Regions from separate parts of the Homo sapiens genome. Here region 2 is linked to region 1. Evidence: chromatin loops called from intact Hi-C (ENCODE). Cell type or tissue: K562. All regions are shown on one strand. Each heading gives the region's core, and the rest is flanking DNA. Links, peaks and the distances in the headings are about the cores only. Region 1 overlaps DNAJC1 (DnaJ heat shock protein family (Hsp40) member C1). Region 2 overlaps DNAJC1 (DnaJ heat shock protein family (Hsp40) member C1).

Region 1 (16,545 bases), core at 5,342-13,341:
TTCAGGATTGGTTTTTCTAGTTCTGTAAATCAATAATTTTTTTAAACAAAAAAATTTTAAAACAAATGAGTGCTATGGTTTGAATGTGTCTTCCAAAGTTCATTTGTTGGAAACCTAATCCCCAATGCAAAAGTGTTGAGAGGTGGGACCTTTAAGAAGCAATTAGCTCAGGAGGCCTCTGTCCTCATGAATGGGTTAATGACCTTATGGCGGGAGTGGGTTATTGCAGGAGTGAGTTCCTGATAAAAGGATGAGTTCAGCTCCCTTCCTTTCTTTTTCCCTTGTATGTTGTGTGCTCTCTTGTCCTTCTGTGTTCTACAGTGGGATGACGCAGCAAGAAGGCCCTTGCCAGACGTGGGCCCCTTGACTTCTCAGCCTCCAGAATTGTAAGAAATACATCTTAGTTCTTCATAAATTATCCACTCTCAGGTAGTCTGTTACACCAGCACAGAACAAACTCAGATAATGAGGTAGGCCTATATATACTGTCATGAAAAAAATTCAAAGACAAATGTTTTGTTTCTTCACATTTTAAAAAGTCGCTTTTAAAAATCAAGGTCATGCATGTACATAGCTTTTTAACAAAAGCAGTACACAAGGTCTTATGACAGAAAACAATGCACCTTACACACACAGGCAATCATTTCCGCTCACAGTTCTTCTGAAGGTTACAAGGTTACAAGTATACATTGCTAATTAACGTGCCTTTGTATACCACATCCTGCATCTAATCTCTTTCCCACCTCTACCAACAACCTCTAGTCCAAAACCACCATTGTGTTCTGAAAGGACAACTGAAATAGCCTCTTACCTGGCCTTCCTTCCTGCTTTCAAACTTCCCCACCAAACAGTCAGAACAATGCTTTTAGATCACTGCACTCCTTTACTCAGAATCTTCCAGTGCTTTCCCATCTCGCTCAGGGTAAAATCCAAAATTTCCACCTTGGCCAAAAAGGGCCAATATGGCCTGGTCTTCCACTACTTCTCAGACTCATTTCCTGTTATCTCCTTCTCCTACTCATGCCTTAGCCATATGGACCTCCTTGTTGGGCCTTGCAAACCCCAGACATGCTCTTGCCTCCAGGACTTTGTAGGTGCTATTTCCTCTGCCAGCAATGCTCCTTCTCAGACAACCTTGCTCCTTCACTTGCTTTGTACCTCTGCTCAAATACTACCTCTCCGAGAACACTTTCCTCAGAACCCTATTTTAAAATGCAGCTCCATCAGTCTCTATCTGCTTACCCTGCTTTATTTTTCTTCATGTTACTTGTCACTACCCAAGAATTTTCTTTCATTGCATGCATCTGGGTTCTTTCTAGCCTGTTTCTCCACAGCTCCTTAGGGCAACTATCTTTGCTTGCGTGGTTGCAACTTAGTTGCAGGCATATTAGTATTCTAGCTCAGTGGGAGGGAAAAATAAATAAGGGCTCATATGAACACACATTACTTTATGTTCTCCTGAAAAGAAATTAGTGATACAGCCATATCAGAGTTTGGGAGGCTTGGGAATGCAATGTCATTGTGCACATATGTGCCTGACCAACAATCTACTGCTAGAGAAGAAGGAGAGAACTTACTTTGGTGAACAACATGCCACAGTCCTCCACAATGTGTGGATTTTAAAAACTGAAAAATAATCTGTAAAACATATAAAATGTTTAAAATATAAAAAACCATCATGTAAGATATTACATAATTATGACCTGGTAAATATTATTCACCACTGAAACAAGTGCTCTTTCTACCAATCTACTCTGTAGTATAATTAAATTTAAACTATGTCTTTTTACGTGTGGTTTCCATGTTCTTTGTGGAATTTCTGGTTGCTTTTTACTGTTTTTTGTTGTTGTTGTTTTTTTGTTTTGAGACAGGGGCTCACTCTATCACCCAGGCTGGAGTGCAGTGGCATGAACATGACTCATTGCAACCTCGATCTCCTGGGCTCAAGTGATCCTCCTGACTCAGCCTCCCAAATAGCTGGCACACAGGTGTGTGCAACCACACCTGGCTAATTTTTCTTTCCTTTTCTTGTAAAGATGAAGGTTTCCCTATGTCGCCCAGGCTGGTCGCAAACTTCTGGTCCCAGGTGATCCTCCTGTCCCAGCCTATCAAAGTGCTGGGATTACAGGCATTAGTTGCTGCACTTTGCCTTTTTTTTCTTTTCCACATTTTTACATAGGCATTTTTCCAAGTTCTCAGCCATACTATCTATTCTATGAAACCTCCCTCCCTCCCAGGGTCCCTATCATGCCGTCCTTAGTTCTCCTGATTCACCATTTCTTGGATCCCATGTTGTCCTCTTCGATTTATTCCTTTTGTTGCTGGAGTACAACCTCAGGAAAATTTCTAGGAAAGGGTACGAGTTCTCACCCCACGTATTTACCATCACACTTGGTCAGTTCTAGATTCAGAACCATTTCCCCTGAGCACTGTGAAGGCACTGTTCCCTCATCCCACAGAATCTAGTGTTGCTGAGGGACCTGTGTCATTCCAATTTCCTTTACTTTGGAGACATCTTATCCATAGAAAGTTTAAAGATCTGTGTATGCTCAGTGTTCATAAATATCCCCAAGACCTTTTCCATGTCTCCTCCTTGATTTTGAGAGACTCTTACAAAGTTGTTTCAGGTGTCCCCAAATCCTGAAAACTTAACTGTATTATTTACTGAACAATGATCTTGCCCCTGTTTTCTCTGTCCCACACTAGAACCCCTCATCAGACGTGGACCCCTTGTACCAAGTCTCTGTGTTTTCTTTTGCAAGTAACAAAGATCAATACTATAACACTTTTCACTTCATGGGCAATGGTGAAAAATGTAGTGTTTGGTTTTTATGAGAGTATGAGGAAGTGACCTCTCATATACCACTAGTGGGAATGTGTATTGTTATAACCTCTCTGCAGGCCAATTTCAGAGCCCTCAGAGGCTCTAAAAACATTCATATTCTTGAACTAAGCAGCTTCTAGGAATGCAATCTCTAGTTCTAGGCACACAAGCTAATAAAATAGATATGAGTGAAAAGACAATTTTTTAAAACACCATGTCCATCTCAATGAAATAGCAAAAAAAGGAAGCAATTTAAATGTCAACCGATAGGATATTCTTTAATGATATCATGGCAGCATGGGCTATCGTGTAACTCTTTAGAAAAATGATGTGGATCTTATTTATTGCCATGAAAGATGCTCATGTTCTAGAGCTATGTGAAAAGGACAGAAAGTAGATTAATCCTATTAAAATTATACATATCCATACATATACAGAGAAACGCTAAAGTCTCTAGAATGATATACAACGTTTATACATTGTTTATACAATGTTACACAGAAATGTTCACAGAGATCTCTTTAAAATTATGGTTGATTAGAAAAAAATTTAGCTTAAGTGTATTCTTTGATGTTTTCTTTTTGCTATGAACATAGAGTTTTATCAAAAAAGAGTTAATGATATAAATCTCTAGACAAATTTAAAGTATTTTCCATACAAACATCAGTAAAGCAGAATTAACCAGAGGTAAAAACATATAAGTATGGAATCAAAATATGTGATCTTGTCCCAGTTCTACTAACAACTGTGTCACCTTGAACAAATATCTTAACAGCAGTTTACTCAGCTGTAAAATAGGGAAAAATAATGGTTGCCTATCTACTTCACTGTGTCATTATGAAAAAACAAATAAAAGTATATTTAAATGTTTTGAAAAGCGTAAAATACTACAAAAATGAATAATGGAATAATCAATATTATCACCAAAGCAATTGAAAATATAAATGTTGGTTTGCTACAGAATGGGAGAAAATATTTGCATCTGACAAAGGTCTAATATCCAGCATCTATAAGGAGCTTAAATAATCCCATGAAAAAGTGGGCAAAGGACATGAAGAGACACTTTTCAAAAGAAGACATACATGCAGCCAACAAGGATATGAAAAAAAGCTCAATCACTGATCATTAGAGAAATGCAAATCAAAACCATAATGAGATACCATCTCACACCAGTCAGAATGGCTATTACCAAAAAGTCAAAAAATAACAAATGCTGGCAAGGTTGCAGAGAAAAGGAAATGATTATACACTGTAGGTAGGAGTGTAAATTAGTTCAACCATTGTGGAAAGCAGTATGGCGATTCCTCAAAGAGCTAAAAGCAGAACTACCCTTTCTTTGACTCAGCAATCCTATTACTGGACATATACCCAGAGGAATGTAAATCATTCTACCATAAAGACACATGCACGTGAATGTTCACAGCAGCACTATTCACAACAGCAAAGGGATGGAATCAACCGAAATCCCATTAATGATAGATAGTATAAAGAAAATGTGATTATATATACACCACGGAATACTATGCAGCCACAAAAAAGAATGAGCTCATGTCTTTTGTGGGAACATAAATGGAGCTGGAGAGGGTACTATCCTTAGCAAACTAACGCAGGAATAAAAAACCAAATACCACATGTTCTCACTTGTAAGCGGGAGCTAAATGATGAGAACTCATGAACACAAAGAAGGAAACAACAGACACTGGGGCCTGGAGGGTGGGAGGAGGGAGAGGAGCAGAAAAAATAACTATTGGGTAGTAGGCTTAATACCTGGGTGATGAAATAATCTGTACAACCAGCCCCTGTGACACGAGTTTACCTGTATAACAAACCTGCACATGTTTTCTAAAATTTAAATATCTTTAAAAGTTGTAAGGTTGAGAGGGTAAGAGAAGGAAGGGAGAGGAGTATGAGATGTGGCTCAGACCAAGAGAACTACTGTAGCAGGAAACTGGTACAGCGGCAGTGAGGACGAAGGCAGAAAAACCAAAAGGACAGTCCTTATCATGTTTATAATTTTGTGTAGGGCTGGCCTGACTCTAAAAGTAATAACAATATATTTGCCAAGATAATAACTATATATTTAGTTCACTGATAAACCATAATGCTTATTTTCCATGGAACAGTCCACTTACGTGTTTTTGAAACCAGCATAATAACAATATATAAATTTCCCCCAATAGGAATCTCCTTGCAGTTGAGCTATACAAATGAATTGGGAATTTTATGATTTTCCTTCCTCCTCTTCACTTGCATAATGGGCTACATATATAACTACACACCCCTTACCTCACACTATGGCACTAAGCTAATTATAAAAGCCTGTTTAAATCTAGCCACCTGTCTTTTGTTTTGCTGCCTACCTGGGCCTTTTCCAAAGAGGCAGAAAAATCTCCTATCAGTCTGTTATCACAACCAGAATGCAAGAGATTAGTGACCAGGGAGAGAAGCAGAATCAGTTTACATCCTTTCAGGCAAAAGAATAGTATTACTTCACAAGCAAGAAATCTGGGGCCCCCTGACCTTAATTTAGGAAACCTGCAGTTAATCATCATGTTAAAGTTGGTTTTACATGCGAGACAGTTTTTGTTTCCGCTGTTATTTTTACAATTTGAGTGTCCTTTGTGATTACCAAAATTATTTGCTGAAAGGCATATATCAACATTTAAAATATTTAATCCATAATAAAGTAGGCCTTACAGATTAGGTATATCTGAATTAAAATATACTCGGTGTCAATTTTTTAAAAAGCTTAAAAAAATATTGCTTGTGTTTATCCAGAGTACAATTTAGCAATCTAACTCTGCTAATTATGACAATTAATATACTTAATTTCTTTCTTAATTGAGGAATAAAAAGGTTTTTAACTGTAATCCGACAACCCAAATAAAGAATCACATAAATCCCACCACTGGCACACACTCACCTCTCTCCCAAAAGGTCAATTGTTTCTTGAAGGAAAGAGAACTAAGCCTGAAGCTACAAATTTGGCAAGGAAACCCGGTCAAAGAACAGCTGTGCAAAGCCAGGGAGAACTAGGCAGGTGATCAGGTCAGTATGCAGAGGTTCTGATGACACTCAATTGAACCTGGCTACTTTTTCATAATCGAATACTTAATGAAAACAAATCTAATTAACACCATAAGCCAAAAGGAGGCACAAGTGGTCTTTTTAAAGTGTGGTTAACTTTCACTTAACATTATACTAGAGAAACAATACTAGCTGAACCATTTTAGCTGTTTCAATGTAATTTACAAGTCATCCCTGTGAGTTACTGATTCTACAGACACCTGTTCTCTTTTACAGAGTGATTTTCTGTGTGTGTGTGTGTGTGTGTGTGTGTGTGTGTGTATGTATGTGTGTGTGTGTGTGGACATATGCATGTGTTGGGGGACAGGAGAGTTATTGAAATGAATAGTCCAGCCATGGAGATGATGCTTACAGAATGAAAATGCAGTGTGGGTCTATATATATATTGACATAGAAGAAAAGTTATAATGGCATTTTTTTGTACAACAAAAGTTTAGATTTATTACATATTTATTTCCAAGGTACCTTTGTTATTATGAAAACAGAACTAATACTTGGCCAAAAAAAAAAAAAACCCAAAAAACAAAAAAAAAATCACTTCACAATGTCAGGTTTTCCACTTCCATGATAAAGGGAAAAAATATCTATTGCAGACACGGAATCATTCTGCCTTGGGTAAGTCTAGGGAGGAAAAAAAGGAGACATATGGGATGAATTTGCAAAAGTTTAAAAAGATGCTTTTGACAGCACCAAGACTACTCTAGTAAATTAAGTATATACTAGGATCTATGAGGCTTTGTTGGTTATATCCTGTGTATTCTTGGCATTTAAAAAATTTTCATCTTTCTCCTCTTAAAAATACAGATAAAAATTTACCAGGTTTTAATGACAACAAATTAAAATATTGCTTTACTCAGTTTCCTATCTGCCTTTAGCATCAAATGTAGAGCCTTATAGAAATATTATCTTAGAAGTTAAATGTGGTGCAGTCTTCAAAGGAGATAATACATTAGTATTACTATTATTTTTCATTAAGCAATTGAACTAAAAGTTTAGGGCCTTTTTAAACCAATGTTTTATAACTTTAAAAAATTATTTTAGTTTCTTTTGATAATCACTGTATTAATAGCAGCTATGTAATTAGTAGGTCATAGTACTTAAAACATCAAAAACCATGGAATGTCTTTAATTTGGTCAGATATTTACTGATATGTCATTATTAACCTATCTTTTACAAACAACCTTAAAACCGAGATAATAAAACACACCATCCAGTAACATGTTTAGCTGAAGAAAAGTTATCCTTATGGTTCTTTTCTAGTAACTCAAGATAACTAGTCTACTCATGAAACACAGCAAAAAAAAAAAAAAAAAGTTACAAAATACTTCAGCTATTTTCCCCTATGATCAAACTTCAACTCTGAAGCAAAAATATTGCTAAACGTCTTATAAAAATCCAGATTGTAGTCTTTTAAATGACCTATACAGTAGTAACAATATTCATATATATAATTTAAAATTCTCAAAGCAGGTCCATTGCAAAAACAAAACAAAACAATACAAAACTTGACAGTACAGGTCAAGTATACCTAATCCAAAAGTCTGAAATTGCTCAAAAATCTGCAACTTGAGCGCCAACGTGACGGATTAGAGATGCGCAACTGTAATAATTTCTGTACGTTTCTTTCTAAACTAAAAAGTGGAAGTTTATTATTGAAAGTAACTTACAGCATTTATAAGCTCCTTTTGGTAGCCATGTTCAGTAATCATTTTGCAGGTTTTAAAAAACTATCAGTACTATAAAAGGCCTAAAGGTATACTAACAGAATGGAAGGGGAAATTTAAATCTTTGCTTTCAGTAACCCTCTAAGTATTTTTGGATCTATAGGATTTATTTAAAGTAAATTTAGTAAAGCATATTTACTATCCCTCATGAAAATATCAATTTGATAAAAATAATATTTTTTCTCAATTTCAATTAAACATTTACTGTGTATTTAGTATATTACACATCAGGCACTGTGCTAGGTGCTTTCTAAAAAATTTTCTGCTCTAAATTTCCTCAATAAAAGCATCTAAAGCATTAAGTCAAAACCTTTCCAAGTAAGTAATTTATCTTTTAAATGTTACGTATGGACACACACACACACACACACACACACACACACACACAGTTTCTTCTGGTTAAACTACTTATCAAACGAACTGTTGCTATCATCCTTGAAACAAAAAGGCCAACACCATTTGCATTATGGGTATATTGCTCATTTAATTAATCAGAACCACCTGTCTAAATAGCAATCGCAATCTGTACTTCAATGTTAAAAAGATCCAGCTGAAATACAACCCTCCTAATTCTGATCAGTTTGAGAACTATTTTTTCCACAGTTAAAGGGGTCACTATAAACATAAAAACTGGCATTGTTTTCCTTTGATTAGGTTACAGTAGCTTAAGTCTCTAAACACTAGAATTCCTCACACAGCTGTTAACTGTGGACCAGGGGACTGGCTCACATCTGCTTCTCACTTATTGCATTAATGGTTCACTTTCAGGTCCTAAAAGGATTGTTGTATCCCCTCCCCAAAGATACTGTGGAACCCATCTATGTCTGCCTTCTACATAGCTGACTTGTTCTGGTTTCTCTCTCTATACAATGCAAATCTCAGTGAACTCACATCTGTCACAGATCGACCCAATTCGTGGGCAATCTTTTCCCATCGACCTGGAGTCCCTCCTGGGAACTTAACCATACTTCTTGTCAGTTGGCTGAGGTCCTCTTCTGTCCATTCAGGTGCCTGCAAAACATTAAAGAAAATAAAAAAAGATAATTGGGAGAAAATAAAAAGATAATTGGAAGAATAAAAAAAGATAATTGAGAGATAATTGCTGTGAAGCAAATTATTGGCAATATGCTTTCTGTAAAAAACAATACTAAATTGTATCTAATAGTTTCAATAAAGATTTGAGCTGCATATTTAACACTGGAATGCAAAGCTCTAGAAGCCTATTTCATTTCCTACGTATACTAACTAAGAAAGCATAAATATTGCAAAACCAGGTTTTGCAGACATTTTTTAAAAAAGACCATTCAGCTTTGAATTAAAATGAGAAACCATTCTCAAAGCTTATGAAATGCATCCTTGCTATAAAATGCAGTGCTGCTCATAAATGCCTCACATAAAGTTACTATTAAAGGGCTCTCTCTTTTTTTTTTTAAACACACACTTTAAAGAAAGCAAAAATAAAAATAAAAAACTTACAAGTATAAATGAAATGTGAACAAGTAAATATACTGGTCTGAAATCAGAACTGCAATGACACTTTATGATCATTCTATGTAACGATATTCAATTTTAAAATAATATTTTTTCAAGAAGTTTAGCTTGTCAAATGTCACTCTTTTTTTTTTTTAAACTTCGGAACAGAAATAAAATTAGAAACTCTTGTGGCCAAGACTCAAACCATCAAGTCCATGTAAAGCAGCATTTCATTTTATTTTGACCATTTCATTTTGGTCAACTTTTAGCTTTGACTAAATGATTAAACTAAATTTAAAAATACCTTAGAGATTATAAACACGCATATGCAAAAAGTCTAACAGCAAGCATATTCTCTGCATTTTTCTCAGCACTAGCAGTAGTCAAACCCCAAAGTGAGCACAGAGAAATAAATTATTATCAAACAACAAATAACCACGTTACAATTATTTCACATTACACTTTAGTACTGAACTATTCTCCACCAGAGGCAATAAAGCACTCTGGTATTAAACAATACTCCAGTAGCCAGCATAGAGACTGAGGAAGCCTACCTTATTTTCCTTTAATTAAAATGAAAGAATAAAGAAAAAGAAAGAGGGAAAGAAGGAAACCTTTGAGGCAAATACCTTTTCTAATCACCATTTCCGATAATGAACAGGCATACATCAGGCAGTTTGCATTACAGAACCATCAGCACAGAACAACAGTCAGAGGTGAGTGACCCCAGGGACTATCTCCACAGCTACAGCAAAGCTTCTCCCTGACACTAATCCTCCCTGTCATTCTCCCACTGTGCTCTAACCACACTGACATCCGCCTGCCTCACTGCAAGCTTAACGGGGCCCTTCCTGACTTTTTACTGTCTCCCCCAATCAATGGTTCAAGCGTGCTCTTTTCACCATGTCCAAATGGCAGCTTCACTCATAATCAAAGTGCATTGCCCCTGTTAAAGGGCTTTCCGAAAGGCTCTCCCATTTGCATTCATTTGCAAAGCAAACTACTTTTATTCACTTTGTTCTGCTATCAAGAATGTTCGCTGAAGCAGATAAATTGGCATAAATACAACCTGCCACTTAAGAGTCAGTAAATAATAGCCAATAGTAGGGAGGATTTTATCAATCATTCTATTTTGTATCCACTAAGAGCTGAAAGCCTCAAACATATTCATCAGTACAGCCTCTACAATACATGCATAAATTCACTTATATAAAAAGGTAGCCCACATTGGGTCTGGTCGGAATTTCTTTGATATTTAATGAATATCAGAAATCCAATTCTTCATATCAGATGACTTAAAAATTTACACGGAGGGTTTTTTCTTTCTCCTTGTCTTTATTTAAGGAAAAAAGAATTATTCTTATTCAGCTACAATTTAGAGAAATATAATTGGATTTTCAACAAAATCATAGTTTTATTGCTAAAAAGCTTTAATAAGTAGACCAATCGGTTTCAGAAATGCAAAAGACTTAAGTTTTAGGCAGAATTTAAATAAGCTTACAGTAAAAGATCATGTCATGAAGAGCTTGAAGTTGATCATTGCATAAAGATATATACTGATCAAACCATACAGTATGTACGAAATCACACTAAATCAAATTACCTAATTTCTATGTTATTTTAACATTTTTGGAGCAAAAAAATTGTCTACAATGTCTAAAATATAAATCATTGTTTCAGGTAGTAAACTAAGTCTTTAAAATAATTTCTATTTTTAACAGATCAACTTCCCAAATACTCTGCATACATAAACATTGACATTAAAAACAAATCTGATTTTAATTAGATTAATGAGTGTGTAAAAGCATAGTAGTTTTCTGAAAAATAAAAATTTTATATAAAGTATTTGGATTGAATTCCTGAAAAATCACCTACTGCTATGACAGTCTTAAGTTTCATAGTTATTTTATGGCCATAATTTTTATTATTAATATTTTTAAAGAGGCTCGATAGTGACTAGGGCCATAATCTGAAATCTGAGAGAACCCTTTTAGCAATGCATTATTCTCCCTCCTACAGCTGTAAGGCACTTTGGTGAATGTGTAATTCCTCGGCAATAGTTAGTTGTGTCTTTAGAAGCAACAGAGCCTCCTGTGATCCAGCTACTACAGCAGCCATGAGGGTGGCCATGGTGTGAATGTACTCTCCCTCTTCTAATCTGGAGCCAACTGTAGCTGTGAAAGTCAAATGAATGCATAAGCATACTGCTTTGCCACTTAAAACCATGTGTGTCCAATCTTACCGAAACACCGGGCCAAATATTCATCTCTACAGTAAAGTAATGGAAGATACCACATGGTGTGGAGACAGCTGTTGTGACTATACAAGCACTCCAATTTTGCATCAGAAAAGCCCATTCTGGGAATAAATCTCCATACTGAATACAAAATAAAAAGTTTTCAAATTATTAAATATTGTAATGTAATGACCTCAAAATATAGCAACCAAAGTAAGAACTGATATGAAAACTTAAATTATATTCCCAAATCATGTACCTTTGGGATGGATTTTTGCCATAAAACCCACTATGTTCAAAGATTTGGTGTCTCTGAAAATCCTCTATATTCTTGGGGTAGGGCTGTATTTTTAAAGTAATCTATATGGACTTTTCCTCTCACAGCTTTGGACTATAAAATGTTAATTAGAAAGCATCATATAATTTATTTGGCACTAAAAATTATGGCCAAATTAAAAAAAATTTTTAATGTACTTGTTTATTGTATTTTTATACTTTAATGACAAAAGGCTCATTTCTATCTAATAAATAGATACTGAAACTCTCTAATGAGCAATACTTCTATTGAAATGACCTATTAATAATAATTATTTATATAAATACAGAAGCTAAAATTTTGGATTCAACTATTTTTATTAGATTCAGCTCAACTCATAAATTCTCAGAAATTTTATCCAAGAAAATAACATTCTTACATCGCATTGCCCAGTTAATATATAACACATTATTATACATAATAATATAACATATTATTAGATATACATAACACATTAGATATACATAACACATTATTAGATATATATACACATATTAGATGTATATATCTAATATGTATTAGATGGGATGGGATGAGATTGGATGTCTAATAATCTAATTATCTCTTACCCTCAAGTTCTATAAACACTTTTAGTGCATTTAATTTAGTGCACAGTTTTCAGCTATATAATTTTCCTTTCCTATTTAAAAATGGAGGCATGCCCTTGACAAATATATATAAATACATGGTATAAAAACAACAACAAAATTAAAAACTAAATAACCTCAAATGTCTTTTTACTCTTAGGAAGAGAAATTCTTTTTTGAGGCCTATCTTCCTGACTTGCAGTTGGCTGCCTTCTTGCTCAGTCTTCACATGGCCTTTCATGTGTGTGTGTATGTGTGTGGCGGGGTGGGGGGAATGGGGGAGTCTGTTGTCTCTCTTCCTCTTCTTTTAAGAATACCAATACTATCGATTTAGGGCCCCACCCTTCCGACTTCATTAGCCTTAATTATCTCCTTACAGGCCCTAGCTTTAAATACAGTCACATTGGGAGTTAGGGCTTCAACATGTGAATTTGGGGGCACACAATTCCGTTCAGAATAGGCAGGACACAAAAAAACAAAAACTAAAACAGAAGTCCACAATTTGGCCCAACTGGTTTTTCAAAATTCACTGAATTTATACAATACATAGATAAAAGGGCAGGAATTGGCTTTTGTCCCTCTATGACACTGGCTCTGAATTAACATCTACTGAAATATACCAATTGGCAAACCTTTGTGCCCTTAATCAATATTGGCGATCCTCCTAAATTTAAACAAGGGTCCCCCTATAATCTTAGGGGAGTTATTGAACATAATATAAAGGACAAGTATGCATGCCTCGCCCTAACCACAGGAATTCTGTCTTGCCTTAATTCCCTATGGTCATCACACCCATTGTTCTAAAATATCCCATAGTGGTCATGGACACTCTGACCCAAAGAGTCATGAATTAATTTTAAGTCTTTGGCACTAACAAATTGCCTTTTTAAAATGGACCCCATGGACGTACTGCTTCCCCATGAAAACAGTTAATACAGCCAGATGTAAATTAAAACAGGGCCTTTAATGATTAAAACCCACTATACAAGACCTATTTAGAAAAGGGGTGATTATCCCCACTGCCTGTCCATTTAACAGCCCAATTTGACCAGCTTTTCCACTTGGGAGGAATGTATGGTGCCTCCTGGTGGATTACTTCAACCTCAATGCTGTGGACTTCACTAAGGACCCATACCCAATATAACTGAAATTACTGACTTCATCTAACCAGCAACTGGTAAATATTTTGGTATTATAGATTTGGTGAATATGTTTTGTTCAGTGCCTATTTCAACACTCTTGACTGCAGTTTGCCTCCAAAGGGACCCAATACAGTTTTACCCAGCTACCACGGGGTACTTTAAACAGCCTCACTGTAACATACAATCTTCGAGGGCAAGATTGAAACTGCACCCTACTTTCCCCAGGAATGCAGGTATGACATCACACTGATGACCTCCTCCGCTGAGGAGATTCCTTTGATACACTCACTCGGGACATACAAATGAAAGGAGCTCACGGGGTGACCCACCGCCTTACACACAGAGCAAGGCCTTGGTTGTATTTCTGAACATTATTGGGTAAACTGAAGGCAACTCCATCCATGACACTGTCAAGAAACAGCTATTGACTCTCATAGCACCCACAGTTTCTTTTAGGCTCTTTTGGGTTCTGGAGGAAACATACTTCTCATTACAAATTGTATTAAGCCCATATATGTTGTTACTTGCGAAATGACTCACCTTGAATGGGGCCCCTTTTAAGCAAAGGTTCTGGAATCTGTCCAAATTGCAAAACAACTGACACCCCTGCGTGTCTCCCACAGACTCCTTAACTGCAGAGGATTTAGCAGTCTCCTATCAGTGTGAGAGTTGTGTGCAAGTAATGACTTGAAATGGTAAAACCACAAATATTTGGATTTTGCCAAAATTAAACTTTTAGTCTTTTAAAGAAACTATTTTTAAAAATGAAAAGGAAGACCACAAACTAGCAGCAAATATTCTCAACACATATCAGAAGAAAGATCTGTATCCCAATCTGTCTATCCATTCTCCTATTAATGGATATTTGGGTTGCTGCTAGCTTTCATTCATAAGGCTAGTTTATGAATGAATAGAGCTGCTATGGATATTGTGTAAAACTCTCTCAGTGGTCATGTTTTAATTTCTCACATATAAATACAGAGGGGTGGAATTGCTAAGGTCATTGGGAAAACGTACGTCTAACTTCGTAAGAAACTACAGGAGTATTTTTCCAAAGAGGTGCTATTTTACAGTCTACCCAGCAATGCATGAGCATTCTTGTTGTTCCACATCCTTACCAACACTTGACATGGTCAGTTGTTTTAATTTTGACCATTCTGGTGGGACTGAAATATATCTTACTGTGGTAATAATTTGCATTTCCCAGATGACAAATGATTTTTTTTTTTTTTTTGAGATGGAGTCTCACCCTATTGCCCAGGCTAGAGTGCAACAGTGCAATCTTGGCTCACTGCAACCTCTGCCTCCCAAATTCAAACAAGTCTCCTGCCTCAGCCTCCCGAGTAACTGGGATTACAGGTGCCCGCCACCACGCCCAGCTAATTTTTGTATTTTTGGTAGAGACGGGGTTTCACCATGTTGACCAGGCTGGTCTTGAACTCCTGACCTCGTGATCTGCCTGCCTCAGCCTCCCAAAGTGCTGGGATTACAGGTGTGAGCCACTGCGCCCAGCCAGACAAATGATCTTGAATATCTTCACATGTGCTTACTGGCCAAGTGAATGCTTTCTTGAAGTACGTGTTCATGTCTTTTGACCATTTGTTAATTGGTTGTCTTCTTATTAGTTTTAAGATTTTTTTATATTTTGTAGATACTAGATCTTTGTCAGATATAAGTATTACCAAATATTTTCTTCTGGTCTATAATCTATATTTTCTTTTTTAATAGATTTTTTCCTTTTTAGAGACAGAGCCTTGCTCTGTTGCCCAGGCTGGAGCACAGTGGCACAATAAGGCTCAATGCAGCCTTGAAATCCTGGGCTCAAGTGATCCTCCCGCCTTGGCCTCCGCAGACATGAGCCACCACTCCTGGACCTTATATTTTCATTTAAAATTCTTTAACTTTTACTTTGAAATAGCTTTAGGTTTATAGAAAGTTTTAGAAAATAGTACAGAGTTCCCATATACTCTTTATTCAGCAAACTATGGTGTTAACTATACAGCCATTGTGATAACAAGTCAGCCTCCAAGGTGTTCCTCAGTGATTCCCACTTCCTAGTATTAATGCCCTTGTGCAGTCTCCTTCCACAGTGGCTAGGGCTGACATGTAAAACCAATAGGATACTGTGGAAGGGATAGGGTGTGTTTTCCAAGGATAAATGATAAAAGACATATACACACACATACACACACACACACACACACACACACATATATATACATATATACATATATATACATATATACACACACACATATATATATATATATATATACAGCTTCTGCCTTGCTCTTTCTTGGGTTACTTGTCTCTCTCTCTCTCTCTCTCTCTCCCTCTCTCTCTCTCTCTCTCTCTCTCTCTCTCTCTCTCTCTCTCTCTATATATATATATATATATATATACACATACAGCTTCTGCCTTGCTCTTTCTTGGGTTACTTGTCTCTAGGGGAAGCCAACTGCCAAACAGTGAGGCCGCTCAAGCGGCCCAATGGATAGGCAGTAATAGGAAAGGACATTGTCTCCCTCAAGGTCAAAGGGCAAACAGTCTTTTTTTTTTTTTTTGAGACGGAGTCTCACTCTGTCGCCCAGGCTGGAGTGTGGAGTGCAGTAGCGCAATTTCAGCTCACTGCAAGCTCTGCCTCCCGGGTTCACACCATTCTCCTGCCTCAGCCTCCCGAGTAGCTGGGACTACAGGCGCCCACCATCACGCCCAGCTAATTTTTTTTGTATTTTTAGTAGAGATGGTGTTTCACCGTGTTAGCCAGGATGGTCTCGATCTCCTGACCACCTGCCTTGGCCTCCCAAAGTGCTGGGATTACAGGCGTGAGCCACTGCGCCCAGCCAGGGCAAACATTCTTATTGTCCAGTATAGTGAAGATATTGCCTCCTCAGAGGAATGGGTAGCCATGTTTATTGCCTGTTGTAAAAAATTTGAGTTACCTAAGTTCAGGATTCCCCATCTGTAATACACCGCACTGGTTGTTTAGGAGTCAGTTGGCCCTCTTACTCTGTGGGAACTAAGCTCAGAGAACAAGCAGAAAAATGCTGATACTCTAGCTACTGCTGCTGCTGTGAGTAATAAACTGCCCTTTGTCTCTGACCCAGGAGTCTCATGTCTTCTACCAGCATTCATGAAACTGTAGCAGGCTACCT
Region 2 (16,545 bases), core at 3,260-11,259, 140 kb after region 1:
TGATGCTATTTAAAGACTTACTGCAAGTGGTAGTTTCTAAGACTCTACTGATGATGGCAAGAGAGGATTTACTGTACATGGTGTCTATAAGAGACTCACTTTAGAACCAAGATACAAATAGATCAAAAGTGAATGGATGAAAAAAGATATTCCTTGCAAACAGTAATTAAAAGAGAGCTGGTAGCTATACCAATATTAGGTAAAATCAATTTTAACACAAAAATTGTTACAAAAGACAAAGGACATTATTTAACGACAAAAAGGTCAATCCATCAAGAAGATATAACAATATAAATAACATAAACATGCACCTAACAGAGCCCCAAAATACATGAAGTAAAGATTTAACAGAACTGAAAGGAGAAATAGACAATTCTATAATAACGGAAACTTTAATACTCCACTTTTAATAATGACTGGAACAATCAGAAAGAACAGTAAGAAAACAGAAAACTTGAACAACAGTATAAACCAACTAGACACATCTAACAGACATCTATAGAACATTCCACCCCAAAAGAGAATACGCATTTTTCTGAAGTGCATAAGGAATATTAGCCAAGATATACCCTATTTTAGGCTATTAAATTGGTCTCAATAAATTTAAAAAGACTGAAATCATACTACGTTATCTTCTCCAACCATAATGAAATGAAATCAGAAATCAATGACAAAAGGAAATTTGAAAAATTCACACGTATGTGGAAATTAAACAACACATTTTTAAACAACAAGTAATCAAAAAGGAAATTAGAAACTACTGTAATATGAATGAACGTGCCATTATGTTGTCTCTAAGATAATTGTGAATGTGTTAGAAGACCATCCTCACTAGCAGGAGAGAAGCCTATACTCTTTTTAAAAGAATAAAACTGAAAAGCTCTTTCTTCCTTTATGTTTAGAATGTTTGAGACTAAAATAGGAAAGGCCATAAAATATCAGGGTTTCATTACCCGTTAGATATTTCTTTTTGGATTCATTCCTTCTGGAAGATTTTAATTCATTAATGTTAATAGTTAATCATAACTATTTTTTCTAATTTAAAACAACTGAGGATTAAGGAAAAATAAAATTAAATCACGATATTTAATTTTTAAAGTAAAAAACAAATCTCTAGAGAAGGATACGAATGAAAACGAAAACATACCATGCCAAAACGTAGGATGTGGTAAAAGCAGTGCTCAGAAGAAAATTTACAGTTATAAACACACTTAAAAAAAAAAAAGAAGAAGAAAAATCTCAACCTAACTTTATACCTTCCATGGTTGCTATCCTAAGTTTTGCTACGTAATAGCACTGAAAAATCTGCCTTAGGTGACTCAAGCGAAATTTTTTATTTTATTTTTTACCAAGGATTGGCAAACTGTTTCTGTAAAGGGACAGACAGTAAATATTTTAGGCTTTGTGGGTCAGTCTTCATTACAACCATTAAATCCTGCCATTGTAGTAAGAAAGCAGCCACAGACAATACATACACAAATGGGTATGGTGGTGTTCCAATAAAACTTTATTACAAAATCAGGTAGTGGCTGCTTTTGGCCCAAGGACTGTAGTTTGCTGACCCTGATTTTAATCAATGGATTGACAATAATCTAAAACTCATTCTATTTATACAGTGTCTCCACAAATGTGATACCCACATTTTTAGGTGTGCCAGGTAGTAGAAAAATATTTGGCTAGTTAACCAAAACCAAAACCAAAAGATCTTATCCAGGATCTGACCAAAGGAAACTCTTCAGGTTTTTTTTGGTTTGTTTTTTGTTTGTTTGTTTGTTTGAGACGGAGTCTCGCTCTGTGGCCAGGCTGGAGTGCAGTCGTGTGACCTCAGTTCACTGCAACCTCCGCCTCCCAGATTCAAGAGATTCTCTTGCCTCAGCCTCCCCAGTAGCTGGGACCACAGGCACGTGCCACCACGCCCAGCTAATTTTTGTATGTTTAGTAGAGACGGGGTTTCACCATGTTGGCCAGGATGGTCTTGATCTCTTGACCTCGTGATTCACCTACCTCAGCCTCCTGAAGTGCTGGGATTACAGGAGTGAGCCACCGCTCCCGGCCCGCTCAAAGTAAACTCTTCTTAATGAAACTTCTACTCCCTTGAAAAAGACTCAGGGGTATTAAATTGAAGGGAAGATAATCTACCTGGCTATCAGATTCACTGAGGAAGGAAGACAACATTCATCCAAATTATATTTAGGAACTTCAAACTCTAATTGACATCTGGGACCCTTAATTTGTATAGTGTTATTAATCAAGACCAACTGCCTCAAAGTTAATACAGTCAATGCAGTGCATGACATTTTGGTCAATGATGGACTGCATATATGATAGTGGTTCCCTAAAATTATAATGGAGCTGACCTATATAGGAGTACCATTTTAAATCTTTTTACTGTATTTTTACTGTACCATTTCTATGTTTAGATACATAAATACCATTGTGTTACAATTGCCTGCAGTATTTAGTAACATGTTGTACAAGTCTGTAGCCTAGGATCAATAGTCTATACCATGTTGCCTAGGTGTATGGTAGGCTATACCATCTAGGTTTGTGAAAGTGCACTCCATGATGCTGGAACAACTACAAAATTGCCTAACGATGCATTTCTCGAAATGTATCCCCATCATTAAGCAGTACTTGACTGTAATTCCATGTAATCTTTCTCACTAGGTCTTTGGGTCATTTTCGTATCTGATTTATTGATTAAAAGCTCAAGCTAAACTCTTACTAATGACTTTGCCCTCTTTACTCTGACCTTCACATGTAAATTTAGCAGTCAACACAGCTTTCTCACCCCACCCCAAACCTCTCTCAAAAAAAAAAAAAAAAAAAAGCAGCAAAAAAGCCAAAACAAACGTGTGTGTATACAAGTGCATTCACCACTAGAAGGACTAAATAATAGAGAGATTTAAAGGAAGTTGTCTCTGGTGAGTGGATCAGGAGGATAAGGCAGGAAACTTGGATTCATCACAGTATCTTCAGGATTATAGGATTTTATACCAGATGCATATAAAATTTAAAATAAATAGAAAAAAGAAAATGCTTTAGAAATAAGTTTCAAAATAAAAACTAATTTTCCAGGGCAAATAAAAATAATAAATACAATAATATAGTTTACTTCATGATAAATTTTAAGTCTGGGCTTCTATGGCCAATATGTTACAAAAGAAGTAGGGAGAGGCTTTGGGTTTCTCCATAATAGATCACTGTTAAAGTCAACTGCCTTTGGAGAGATGTATTCAAATTTATGTAAGATTATAACTTTAATTGATTTTCTTAGCCTTAAACTATATATACTAACCAGTGATAAGGTTAATCTATACCAAATCCTGGTTGCTGATAAGAGAACATTTATTATTCTTTGAGAGTCAAGGTCAATAAGAATGATTTCTTGACAAATAAGAAAATAATTTCGAGCACAGTAGAAGGATGTATTCTGCTCCTTTATTTTAGGAATACATTATGTCCCCTATTTTAAACTAGTATCTAAATAAATTTAGATTAATAACACATTTATTTGAGTTGGATACACCTCTGTCCTCTCCATAAGATTAAAAAAGTAAGCGTTCTCCAAAATATAGATAAACAAAAGACTGCAGCTTCAAGAGACAGCTGCTTCTGATATCTAATTACTGGGGGAATTGAGTTGGCAGGAACATCAGACCAACTATCCACAGAACAAAATCATCATTTCTATAATCTGGTAACTAGATCTTAGACTAAATCTTGCCACTGATTTATCTTGAAAAGGAGGTCCCTTTAACAAGTCAATGGCAGGGGGAGAAAGAGAGAGAGGACAGACAGTTTTATAATAAAGAGATTTAAGAGACAGAACAACTGGCCAGGCGCGGTAGCTCACGCCTGTAATCCCAGCACTTTGGGAGGCCAAGGCGGGCGGATCACAAGGTCAGGAGATCGAGACCATCCTGGCTAACACGGTGAAACTCCGTCTCTACTAAAAATACAAAAAAAAAAAAAAAAAAAAAAAATTAGCCAGGCGTGGTGGCAGGTGCCTGTAGTCCCAGCTACTCGGGAGGCTGAGGCAGGAGAATGGCGGGAACCCGGTAGGCAGAGCTTGCAGTGAGCCGAGATCGCGCCACTACACTCCAGCCTGGGCGACAGAGCAAGACACTGTCTCAAAAAAAAAAAAAAAAAAAAAAAACAGATAGAACAACCAAATGTCATGTATGGAACTTGTATGGCCCCTGATTCAAATTAAACCAGAGTAAAAAGGCAGATTTGTGACAACTAGGGACATCTGAATAAAGACTGCTACTAGACGCTGTTAAGGAATTATTCATTATATTGGATGGGATAATAGTATCCTGGGTATTTAATATCTCTTTATCTAAAGAGATGCACAGTGAAGCACTCAGGAATAAAATGTCATAATGTCTGATATTCATTTTAAAATCCTTCAAAAAAAGGATAATATAGGAAAATGATAATTATTAAATGAGTGATGATTAATATAGGAATTCATTAAACTATTCTCTCTACTACTGTTTGTTTTAAGTTTTTCATAATAAAAAAGTATAAATAGTGAACAATAAATACAAAAGTATTATGATTTGTGATTTGTAATATATGTGTCTGTAGGTATTCTTAAAACAGAAGAAATATGCCATAAGAGACAACCTAATAGTGGCCTAGAATTTTCAAAAAAGAAAAAAAGAAGAGGAAGCAGACCAAGAAGGGTAAGTAAGTGGTAAAGTAAAAGCTGTTATTTGATTTAGATTTATTAATAGAAAAGTATAGGTTTTATTATCATCTTTAAGGATGAGAAGGTAACCACTATGTAACAGAAAAGCATATAAAAATTTCCAAATTAATAGAAATTTTACTAAGCCAACAAAAGAAAAATTAAGAAGTATAACACATACTACAGACGAGAGGAAAAACAAAATCAAGCATTTGTTTCTCATTAACTATACATATACTGAGCTCCCTTATCAAAATACAACTGATCAACAAACTAACTTTGAAACAAAACCAAAAAGGCAGAAAACACAGATGAAGAAAAACAGACGCAAACAAAAGAAAAGCAATAGTGTTGATATTAACATTGGAAAATGGGAATTAAAGGTCAAAAGCAAGTAATAGGACAAAGAGTGGTAATAAGTAATGATAAAAGGTCTAATCCACTGAAAAGTTAAAACAGTCATAAACCCTTATGTTCTAAACACTCCAAATTCATTCACATAACAGCAAAACTCCTAAATAGAACTTGATAAAAACAATCACAGCAGAATACTTTAATATACCTTTACCAGAGTTGACATAGTAAGTAAACAAAAAATAAGCAAAATTATAGAGAATTTGAATAATAATTTTTAAAACACTTTGAGGTGTTTATGTTTACAAATATAAGATATATATAAGATAAATATAAGCGGCCGGGCGCGGTGGCTCACACCTGTAATCCCAGCACTTTGGGAGGCCAAGGCGGGCAGATCACGAGGTAAGGAGATCGAGACCTTCCTGGCTAACACAGTGAAACGCCGTCTCTACTAAAAACACAAAAAATTAGCCGGGTGTGGCGGCGTGTGCCAGTAGTCCCAGCTACTCAGGATGCTGAGGCAGGAGAATGGCATGAACCTGGGAGGCGGAACTTGTAGTGAGCCGAGATTGTGCCACTGCACTCCAGCCTGGGCGACAGAGCGAGACTCCATCTCAAAAAAAAAAAAAAAAAAAGAAAGAAAGAAAAAGAAATATAAGCATACAATACCAAGCCTATATTCATGGTTCATTTAAAAAATGAGCAATAAGTCTGGTCACAAAGGAAGTCTTAATTCTAAAACTTAGAGATAGTACAGACTACATTTAAAAATAATAATCAAATAAAATAACCATCAGAGACAAAAATGATTTTTAAACACCTCAGCAACTGACAAGTTAAAAAAATTTTTTTTTCAAGACAGAAATAAAAGTTTAAATTACAAATAGCCTAGAAATTAATGAAAGGGAAAATATTTTACATCAAAATCTATGAGAAATGAAATTCTACACAGAGGAAAATGCATGCAGCTAACAAGACAAACTAAAAATGAATGAACCAAGTACCCAGGCCAAGAAAACAGAAAAAGAACAATTAAAATACACCAAAACAAAGTAGGAAGAAGAAACGGGTAAACATTAATGCAGAAATTAATAAAACAGAAAAGGGAAAAAAGCTAGTTCTTTTGAAAGGCAAGTAAAGTAGATAATTCCCTAGCAAACATAATTAAAATAAATATACCAGACAGAGGGTGCCTCAGTAGTTACTTAAACCTCAGCTTTCTTATCTGGAAAATGGTCACATATTTGCTTTACCTTCCTTCCTTTCCTCTGCTTCTGCCTACTGTACCTTCCAATAGCAATGTCAAATGAACTCATCTGAAAGCTCAGCCCAGCTGGTTCTAAATGTGACACAGGGAACATTACAATCTGTCATTCACCTAATACTGTTGTGTATTTATTTCCTTTCAGACACAGACTGATCCCTAATCCCAGAGCTCCAGTTGCCTTTACAGGGCTTCTTTCTGCTGTGGTTCCTGCCAGATAATCTTGTTCTTGGCTGTCTCCTTTCCAAACACAGTAGCTCTACCCTTGAAAGTCAACCCAGAGCATAGTACCCCTGCCCAAAGCAGGATCTCTTAAACGCTTCAGTGACTGCTATTGCTAAACTGCCTAGTCCAATTTCCCAATGTTATGTTTCTACCCTGCATATAGTCAGGAAAGTGAGAAAGATGGCTGTGGTCAACCGCAAATGTTGGTTTCAAATCCATGCCACATCAGCAAAAAAAAAAAAAATGGATAGGCACCCATATCTGTAAAGGGAAAAGCAAAAGCAACAGAAGCATGGCCTCTATCTCATTTCCACCTTCTAAAACATACACAAGTACATCTCATTGGCCAAATCTACCTTATATCCAGAATACTTGCTGCAAGTGGATCTGGGAAACATAGTTATTAGCTTTCAACACTATGCAAAACAGGAAAAGACACTGGCATGGAAAAATAAATGTTGAAACTAATCCATTGTTTTCATCACATAAAGGTTTTTTTTTTTTCATATTATCCTCCAATTTTAATAAGCAGATTTTTACAGCATGTAAAAAGACTGATAAATTCTCAAAATAAAAGTGCAAACCAGTAAATGTAATAGAATAATACTGGATGCTTTTCTTTACATCTCTGAAATTAATTCACCTTTTAAGGATGTATCCTTATCTCCATATAAATAGACATGTAATATTCCATTCCATACTGACTTTCTCTTCAAAGATTGTCAGGGAAAATTTTTAAGTTTTTCATAGTATGGTTTGTAATTCTCTGGAAGACAGACCAATTCTTTCCATTTATATATTGTTTTAAGTTCCCACTGCAGCTGCAGTGGCTAACTGATCATGGTAGTTTCCTGGTCCCAGTGACTTCCTAATTGTATCAATCACAGTATGGCACAGGTAAGAGAGATTGGATAAGTCTAGGATAATCACAGGGGAGAGAGAATTAAAATACTGTGGAAGAGTGGCAGTGAATTTGTCTTGGATAATCTGCAAAGGAGAAAGAATCGAGTGTAAAAAAATGTTATTAGTCAAATCATGTTGTACACCTTAATATATACTGTTTTTGTCAATTATACCTCAATAAAGCTGGAAAATAAAAAATAAACAGGAAAGAAAAAATGTTGTGAGAACTTTTGATGAATTAGATTGGGGGTAAGGTTGTAAATGACAGACAACTTGTGAGTAACAGACTTGCATAAGCAAGGATACTGATAACATCTGCAGAAATAGGAAAACACTGGAAGAAAATCCGCAGGCCAGAGAAGACAATGAACTTGCCAAGTAGGAGGTGTTTTTGAAATAGTCAAGTGGAACTGCCAGTTAAGCATCTGGATACATAGGTCTGAAACTCAAAGTAGTAGTTTGTATTAGACATATATAAATGTAGAAGCCATTGGTATATGAAGAAAAGTCAAATAGGCATGAAGGATATTGCTTAAAGAAAAACAGAAGAGTGGTAATATATGAAGGCTTAAATGAGCTTTGAAGAATGTCAGCATTGTCAGTACTGCTGATGTCAGGTAAAATGAATACTAAAAGTTATCAACTGGACCAGCTATTATGAAAATCCCTGGGAATCCTGGGAACAGCTGTTTTGCTAGAGTAATGGGTACAGATACCTAAGAAGAGTGGTGTAAAATGAAGGGAAATTTTCAAGAAATTTGGCTGTTGAATGGAAAAAGATACGTGGCTGAGAGAGACTTTCTTTTCTTTTTAAAGAAACATATCTACATAAATACTGATGAGAAAGATATAGTTGAGAGAGGACTTTAAATATAGGTGACAGATAGCAGCACTGACAGTATGTTTCCAGAGCAGGAAGGGGTAGAGTAAGGGACAGAATCCAAAATATGGGAGAAAAGCCAGCATTCAAAGAGGGGACACCATTAGCAGGAAAAAGGAGAGGATACATGTAGGTCTAAGTCTGTAGGTTGGTTGTAAGATGAAAGTATTTGAGTATAAATGTTATAGATCTTGGCCATATATAAAATGTCACGGCCAATAAAAGTTGAGAGAGGAATTCTTTGAATTAACAGGCATGAGGGTACAAGTTGATAGTAAGAGAGATCTTTTACATCCTTCATCAGAGGTGTCTGAAAGGTCACAGTGAGAGAAAAATGGACATGTACATGAAATGGAGATAGGACTGGTAAGCTAGTTTGTACAATTTTGCCCAGCTGTTCTTTAAAAGAGGATCAATAGTGATTAATTCTACATTTAACTTAACCCTTTCTCTCCAAACTAGTGTTTCTTCATAAATTCCAACTTTATACAAAATAACTGATAATTTAGTAATTTGAGAAGTGATAAATGCAAAATCAAAATCATACTAACTGCTGAATAAAATAATTCAAATTCCTTTCTTTTCCTCTTTTTTTTTTTTTTTTTTTTTTGCTCTGTTGCCCAGGCTGGAGTGCAGTGGCGCGATCTCAGCTCACTGCAATCTCCACCTCCCTGGTTCAAGCGATTCTCCTTCCTCAGCCTCCTGAGTAGCTGGGACTACAGGTGTGTGCCACCACGCCCAACTAAATATTTATATTTTTAGTAGAGATGGGGTTTCATCGTGTTAGCCAGGATGGTCTCAATCTCCTGACCTCGTGATCTGCCCGCCTCAGCCTCCCAAAGTGCTGATACACATAAAAATATTTTATAATCTCTACACATTTTATATCCAAATGGCCATTAAATATATAAAAAGTATTCAATTTCCTTAATTACAGAGAAAAAGCAAATTAAAGTCAAAGTGAGATACCACTACATACCTACCAGAACGGCCAAAATATAAAAGATAATGTATCTTTATAAATATTTTATTTTTATAAAAAAGATAATTAGTCCCAAATGTTAAGGCTGTGGAGCAACTGCAACACCAATGCACTGCTGGAGGGAGGATAAACTACTATAACCATTTGAAAACGGTTTGGCAGTATCTACTAAAGCTGAACATACACAAACCCAGCAATGATAGGGCAATTTCATTCCTAAGTACATACGCAACAGAAATGCATATATAAGCTTATTAAAAGATATGTACAACGATGTTCATAGAAACTTTGCTCATAATAGCCCCAAATTAGAAACAACCTAAATATCCATCAAAAGTAGTATCTATCAATAAAATGGGATCCTGCTATGGTTTGAATGTGTCCCCCTGAAAGCATGTGTTGGAAACTTAATCCCTAATGCAACAATGTTGGGAGGAGGAACCTAATGGGAGGTGTTTAGGTCATGAGGGCTCCACCCTCATGAACGGATTAATGGCATAAAAGGGCTTGTTGCCAGTTTCATCTCTTGCTCTCTCTCATGCCATGGGATGATGCAGCATGAAGGCCCTCACCAGATGCTCCCACCTTGATATTGGACTTTCCAGCTCCAGAACTGTAAGAAAGAAGTATATTTTCTTTACAAATTACCCAGTCTGTGGTATTCTGTCATAGTAAAACAAAATTTCATGTGCATGATGTCATGTGCAAAATGTCATGTGATGTCATGTGCAAAATGTCCTGTGCATGATGTTGAGAAACAGAAGCCAATTTAAGAAGCAAATTAGCAAGTAATTAAAAAAATCTATATCAGAATACACATAGCTGACCCTTGAACACCAGGAGTTTGATCTGCAAGGGTCCACTTATATTCAGATTTTTTTCAATAAAAGTTACACAAGTATGCCTGCCTCTCCTGACTCCCGTTCCACTTCCTCCACCTCTTCTGCCTCCGCCATCCTTGAGGCAGCAAGACTAGCCTCTCCTCTCAGTCTACTCAATAAGAAGATGCAAAGATGAAGAACTTTATGATGATCCACTTCCACTTAATGAATAGTAAGTATATTTTCTCTTATGATTTTCTTAATAACATTTTCTTTATTGTAAGAATACAGTATATGATACATATAACGTGTTAATTGTTTATGTTAGTGGTAGGCTACTAGTAGTTACGTTTTGGCAGAGCCAAAAGCTATTCATGGACTTTCCACTGTGCTGGGGGATCGGCACCCCTAACCCCTCTGTTGTTCAAGAGTCTGTTATAATTTGATACTGCATATCTTTTCTATGAATTTTAGCAGCTCCAGAAGCCAGGAATTGTATATGACTTTTGTTTCCTCAGATGAATTTTATTATGTAATAGCTGCTTATTATTTCCTGATCATTATCCCTCAGGAAGTGTTTCATAGTTCTTATCTCTGAAAATAACTGAAATATTTTATTTCAGTATATTTGTTACATTTGACTTTTGACCAAAATTGTAGTCAAATTATTTCTAATAATTTATCATTCAACCTTTGCAGAAATGACAAAGAAGCAAGGCAAATACATAGTTTGATTTCTCAGATACCTCTCTAATGTCATGATTCAAAAATATGGGATATAATAAAAGTATTAATACTAATCAGTCCTTATTTCCTTCCTTGCAGTCTTTTTTTTTTTTTTTTTGAGATGGAGTTTCACTCTGTCACCCAGGCTGGAGTACAGTGGCACAATCTTGGCTCACTGCAATATCTGCCTCCCGGGTTCAAGTGATTCTCCTGCCTCAGCCTCCCAAGTAGCTGGGATTACAGGCATGAGCCACCACGCCTGGCCCAACTTGCAGTCTTGAATGTTAAAGTACCTATCAAATATGAATATTTGAATTTCTGTATATTTACTACTTTGCAAGAATGCCAGAAATCATTGCACAAAATAATTTTAGGAGCAAAGTAAATAAAATGTTGAATCTAAGAAGTACTTAGATATAATATCACAAAAATCTTCAAGTCAGTATTATTGAAATTAATGTGGAAATTTCTAATTCCAGGCAGAGTGTGTTTGGTAACCTGTAGTATATAGCACAGGCTCCCTTGGCCAAGCTTTAACTTTCTGAGGTTTCAGTTACCCATGGTCAACTGCAGTCTGAAAATATTAAGACATTTTGAGACAAAAGAGAGATCATATTCACGTAACTTTTATTATAGTATATTGTTGTAATTGTTCTATTATTATTCCTGTTAATCTTATTGTGCCTAATTTATAAATTGAACTTTATCATAAGATATGAATATATAGGAAAAAACATAGTTTCAGCCATCCATTGGGATTTTAGAACGTATCCCCTACAGATAACGGGAGACTACTGGACATTAGGAACCCAGTTAAGGTTCAAAAAAAGCTTGGGACAAGTTAAAAGTACCTCTTTTTAAAAATGCTTGCCACTTATCTCAGCTTCATGCTTCACTCCCTCCCAATTGGAGAATTTCTAGGATAGAGATGCCAGTAAAACTCATTTAATTAATTCAGAAGAGTAGCCAAACAAATTGTATCTGTCCCAGCAGGAAGTCAGACCTTATCAGTTACAGTGGAGGCAATATTTTTAAACTTTTGCTCATCTTCAGTAGTTAAAGTTTAAAAATCTGTATGTATATTTGGGTTAAGTGTTTTCTGACTAATGCAAAACAAACAAACAAAAACAGGAAAAAAAGTAAGATTCCAGGAAAGGAAATGAAATAACTGTACCTAACCAGTTTTAAAATGAGGGTTCAATTTTCTTCCTTCGCATTACATACCTATGAGAACCAGAAATAAATTGTTGAAATAATTTTTGGATATATTTGGGTATAGTTTATCGTTCTCTGCTTTTAACCAATTGGATGATTTTGAGTCATTTCCAGAACTAGAGTTATGTCCTATTCTATTTGGAAGTATCCATGCTTCAATAAGTGATTGCTCCCTTGCCCTTCCCCCTCCCCCCACCCCCTTCTTCTTTTTTTTTTTTTTTTTTTTTGAGATGGAGTCTCTCGCTTTGTTGCCCAGGCTAGAGTGCAGTGGTGTGATCTCGGCTCACTGCAACCTCTGCCTCCAGAGTTCAAGTGATTCTTGTGTTTCAGCCTCCCAAGTAGCTGGGATTACAGGCACCTGCCACCATGCCCGGCTAATTTTTGTATTTTTAGTAGAGACAGGGTTTCTCCATGTTGCCCAGGCTGGTTTCGAACTCTTGACCTCAAGTGATCTGCCCGCCTTGGCCTCCTGAAATGTTGGGATTACAGGTGTGAGCCACCGCACCCGGCCAATAAGCGATTGCCCTCTATTGACAAACTAGGTAAACCAGTCCTCGAAACCTTTGGAGTTAACTTGGTAATTGGGAGAGTTAAGGAGGACTGATATTTCATGGAATATAATCACAGCACACTTTTAATCTAGTTGCGTATTTATTGGCGTGTCATTTTGCGTGATGACCAGTGTTTAGAACTGGGTTGATTTCATTCAAATTTGCTTCAGTTTTTGCTTAAATTAGTGTCCTGTACTAAAAATGTTCTTAGTCAAATTTTCCATGTCATATAATTTTCTCCTGTGGTAGTCTACAAATGCAAAAATATGTAGTCATCCACAGAATCTTTTTTTTTTTTGAGACAGGGTCTCACTCTGTTGCCCAGGCTGGAGTGCAGTGGCACAATCCACCTCACTTTATTGTGCTTTACTACATGTTGCGGCTATTGTATCTTTTTCCAAATTGAAGGTTTGTGGCAATCCTGAGCCAATCAAGTGTATGGGTGCCATTTTTCCAACAGCATGTATTCCCTTCCTGTTTCTGTATCACATTTTGGTAACTCTCGCAACATTTCAAACATTTTCATTATTATTACCTCTGTTATAGTGACCTATGATCAGTGATCTTTGATATTACCATTGTAATTATTTTGGGGAGTCACGAACCATGTCTATATAAATTGGTAAATTTAATCAATAAATGTTGTATGTGTTCTGACTGATCCGACGACCAGCTGTACCCCCATCTCTCTCTTTCTCTTTGGGCCTCCCTGCTCTCCGAGACACAACAATATTGAAATTAGGCCAATTAATAACCCTACAGTGATCTCTAAGTACTCAAGTGAATGGAAGAGTCACATATCTCACACTTTAAGTCAAAAGCTAGAAATGATTAAGTTTAGTGAGGAAGGCATGTTGAAAGCCAGGACAGGCCAACAGCTAGGCCTCTTGCACCAAACAGGCAAGTATGAATGTAAAGGAAAAGTTCTTGAAGGAAATTAAGTGCTACTCCAGTGAACACATGAATGATAAGAAAGTGAAAAAGCCTTAATGCTCATACGGAGAAAGTGTGAGTGGTGTGGATACAAGATAAAACCAACCACAACATTCCCTTGAGCCAGAGCCTAATCCAGGGCAAGGTCCTAACTCTCTTCATTTCTGAGAAGGACAAGAGGGTGAGGAAGCTGCAGAAGAAAAGTTGGAAGCTAGCAGAAGTTGGATCACGAGGCTTAAGGAAAGCAGCCATCTCCACAACATAAAAGTGCTAGAAACAGCAGAAAGTTCCGATGGAGAAGCTGCAGAAATGCTTTAATTCAGACTTGGCATTGCTGCCAGATAGATTAAAAAAAAAAGTAATCTAGATGGCCAGGCGAGGTGGCACTTTGGGAGGCCAAGGCAGGCGGATCACAAAGTCAGGAGTTCGAGACCAGCCTGACCAACATGGTGAAACCACGTCTCTACTAAAAATGCAAAAATTAGCAGGGCGTTGTGGTACGCACCTGTAATCCCAGCTACTAAGGAGGCTGAGGCAGGAGAATCACTTGAACCTGGGAGGCAGAGGTTGCAGTGAGCTGAGATCATGCCACTGCACTCCAGCCTGGGTGACAGAGCGAGATCCATCTCAAAAAAAAAAAAAGTAATCTAGACAAGCCTAAAATACTACAGATGACACTACACAATGCCAATATACTGGTTAAAAAAGCAGAAAACTTAATCTGGCAACCTAAATGATTATAAAATAGAGAAATTTTTCTCCTACCAAATTAAAGACAGTTTAAACTGTTTCTATAGCAAACAACAGCTTTGTGCTTTATTCGTTTTCCCTTAAAAAAAAAAAGTTTAACAATGTAAAATTAACTTGATATATAAACCATTCCTTCATAGTGCAAGTGCTTCACAGAAATGGAAAATATCAGTTTCCCTTTGTCCAGAGAGACTCAAGTTACAAATTAAGTCGAAACTTACCCATAACTATTTTAAATAAATTTATTTCATTAGTAACTACTACTACAAGGTAACCACTAATAAATATTTGTAGTGGCATAATAGTTCCTTAATGTGGAGTTTTCCTACCCCTGAGAAACAGGCCATACTTTTACAAGTTCACTTTGTTACACAATTAAAAGCTAATTTAATGCAATTATATAAGTTTAGAAAGTATTAATAAAAGAATGCTTGAACATTTATGTGATGTTCTTGAAATGTGTCCCTTTGTTAATAAAGTCCCAAAAAATTTAATTAGATAAGGAACAAATAAAGCAACACATGGCTTTCTGGGAGACTGTTACTACTGAGGTGATTAGCAAGCAAATTATGCTGCAAATTTAGCTGACTATACATCCTGAAATGAATTTAGACCATATTTGCTTAGCCAAATAGAAAATCAACTGTTGCCAACATTATTGTTAAGTGTAATTATAAAAAATTACTGGCAACTACTCTGTTTTAGTAAGGTTTTTGTCTCAATAGAGAATAAATAAAACATTCATTCATGAAACTGAAAATAAGTAAAACCCCCAAAAACTACTTTTCATGCTTCTCATATAATTTTTCAGTTATACCTTTTTTCAACATAAAACAATTATTATCTCATGTCAATTTCAAACCAAAGATTACAAGGCTTCCAATATTTTGAGTCCATAAAAACAGACAACTTAAAACAATAGCTTTTTTTTCTTCACTGAATGCTTTATGAGACATCAAAATTAACCTAGGTAATTGTGTACTAGTAGAAAAGTAAGAAAGCTTCCTATTCTTTTTGTTTTTTTAAAGACAGGGTCAGGCAGGCGTGGTGGCTCATGCCTGTAATCCCAACACTTTGGGAAGCAGACGCAGGCGATCACCTGGGGTCGGGAGTTCGTGACTAGCCTAGCCAACATGGTGAAAACCTATCTCTACTAAAAAAATACAAAAATTATCCAGGCATAGTGGCGTGCGCCTGTAATTCCAGTTACTCGGTAGGCTGAGGTGGGAGAATCACTTGAAACTGGGAGGCAGAGCTTGCAGTGAGCTGAGATTGCGCCACTGCACTTCAGCCTGGGTGACAGAGCAAGACTCCGTCTCAATCAATCAATCAATCAATCGATAATAAAGACAGGGTCTCGCATATTGCCCAGGCTGGTCTCAAACTCCTAGGTTCAAGCAATCCTCCCACCTCAGCCTCCTGAGAAGGCCAGCTGGGAAAAATCACTATTCTTTCTTTTTTTAAATTCACCATACAGGGTCATTCTCAGAAAACTTATTGTTCTTGTTTCAAGTTTTCTTATTATTCAAGAAGTAGACACTAAAATCAACAGTGCACTAAGAACATTAACATCATATTTCTACTAATAATGACAACTTCCCTTCAATATATAGTGATAACAGACTCTCTTGACTGTAAAAGGAAAACATTACTGAAGAAAGTAAGAATATTTACTAAAGAACATATATATTCTTTAAAAAATTATTTTACATTAAAATTCCTAGTTTTTAATTTTTTTAGTTGGGCAATTGAGTTGGAGTAATAGTTATGTTCTCTTGGGAACTCAAATGTTGAATGATACTAGGCATAATAATATAGATGGTCAGATTTAATTATAGTGCAATATTGATTTTAAGCACCTGACTTCTTATTAAATATCTTTTACTAACTTGTTAGATATGCAAATCATTTATACTAGATAGAAATGTTTGACTCAAAGTTTAACATACTTTTCAACAAATATTAATAATGATTTAAAAATGTAAGATACTTAAATAGCCATTTTTTCAAATTATTAGGTAATTTGGTGAATTAATTTCCATAATTACATCTGAAATAAATTCACCCTTAAATATTATTTTGTAAAAATCCATTCTGGATTTAATATATTATGTAAAATAATATAAAATATGCATTTGGAAAGATACAGGAAATGTTTTCCCTTAGAAAGTACTGAAGCTCCATCTAGAGGCTTTTCCCCCTATTACTGTCACTTGCAATATAAGTAATATCACCTAGA

Evidence for each region. Hi-C counts contacts between places; a loop is a spot of excess contacts. Peaks named below come from ENCODE experiments on the same cell type or tissue, not always from the same donor. Only the 100,000 strongest peaks of a DNase experiment are listed, where the experiment ranks them.
Region 2: a loop joins it to region 1, with 5 times the contacts of the local background. A loop is called at or near these places in 1 of 110 quality-filtered maps.

The regions. Positions count from the first base shown.
Region 1 is chr10:21,797,453-21,813,997 of GRCh38, forward strand. DNAJC1 (DnaJ heat shock protein family (Hsp40) member C1) reads right to left here. Exons shown (of 12, transcript NM_022365.4): 9 at 8,528-8,647. Among named protein-coding and RNA genes, the nearest start is that of DNAJC1, 200 kb to the right of the region's middle. RefSeq lists enhancers at 9,748-10,042, 12,970-14,169. In K562, for the core only: no CTCF peak of the experiment used is centred there; a DNase peak (open chromatin) is centred at 9,879; H3K4me3 peaks cover 1,295 bases.
Region 2 is chr10:21,937,134-21,953,678 of GRCh38, forward strand. The region is part of intron 1 of DNAJC1 (DnaJ heat shock protein family (Hsp40) member C1); the gene reads right to left. Among named protein-coding and RNA genes, the nearest start is that of DNAJC1, 58 kb to the right of the region's middle. In K562, for the core only: no CTCF peak of the experiment used is centred there; no DNase peak of the experiment used is centred there.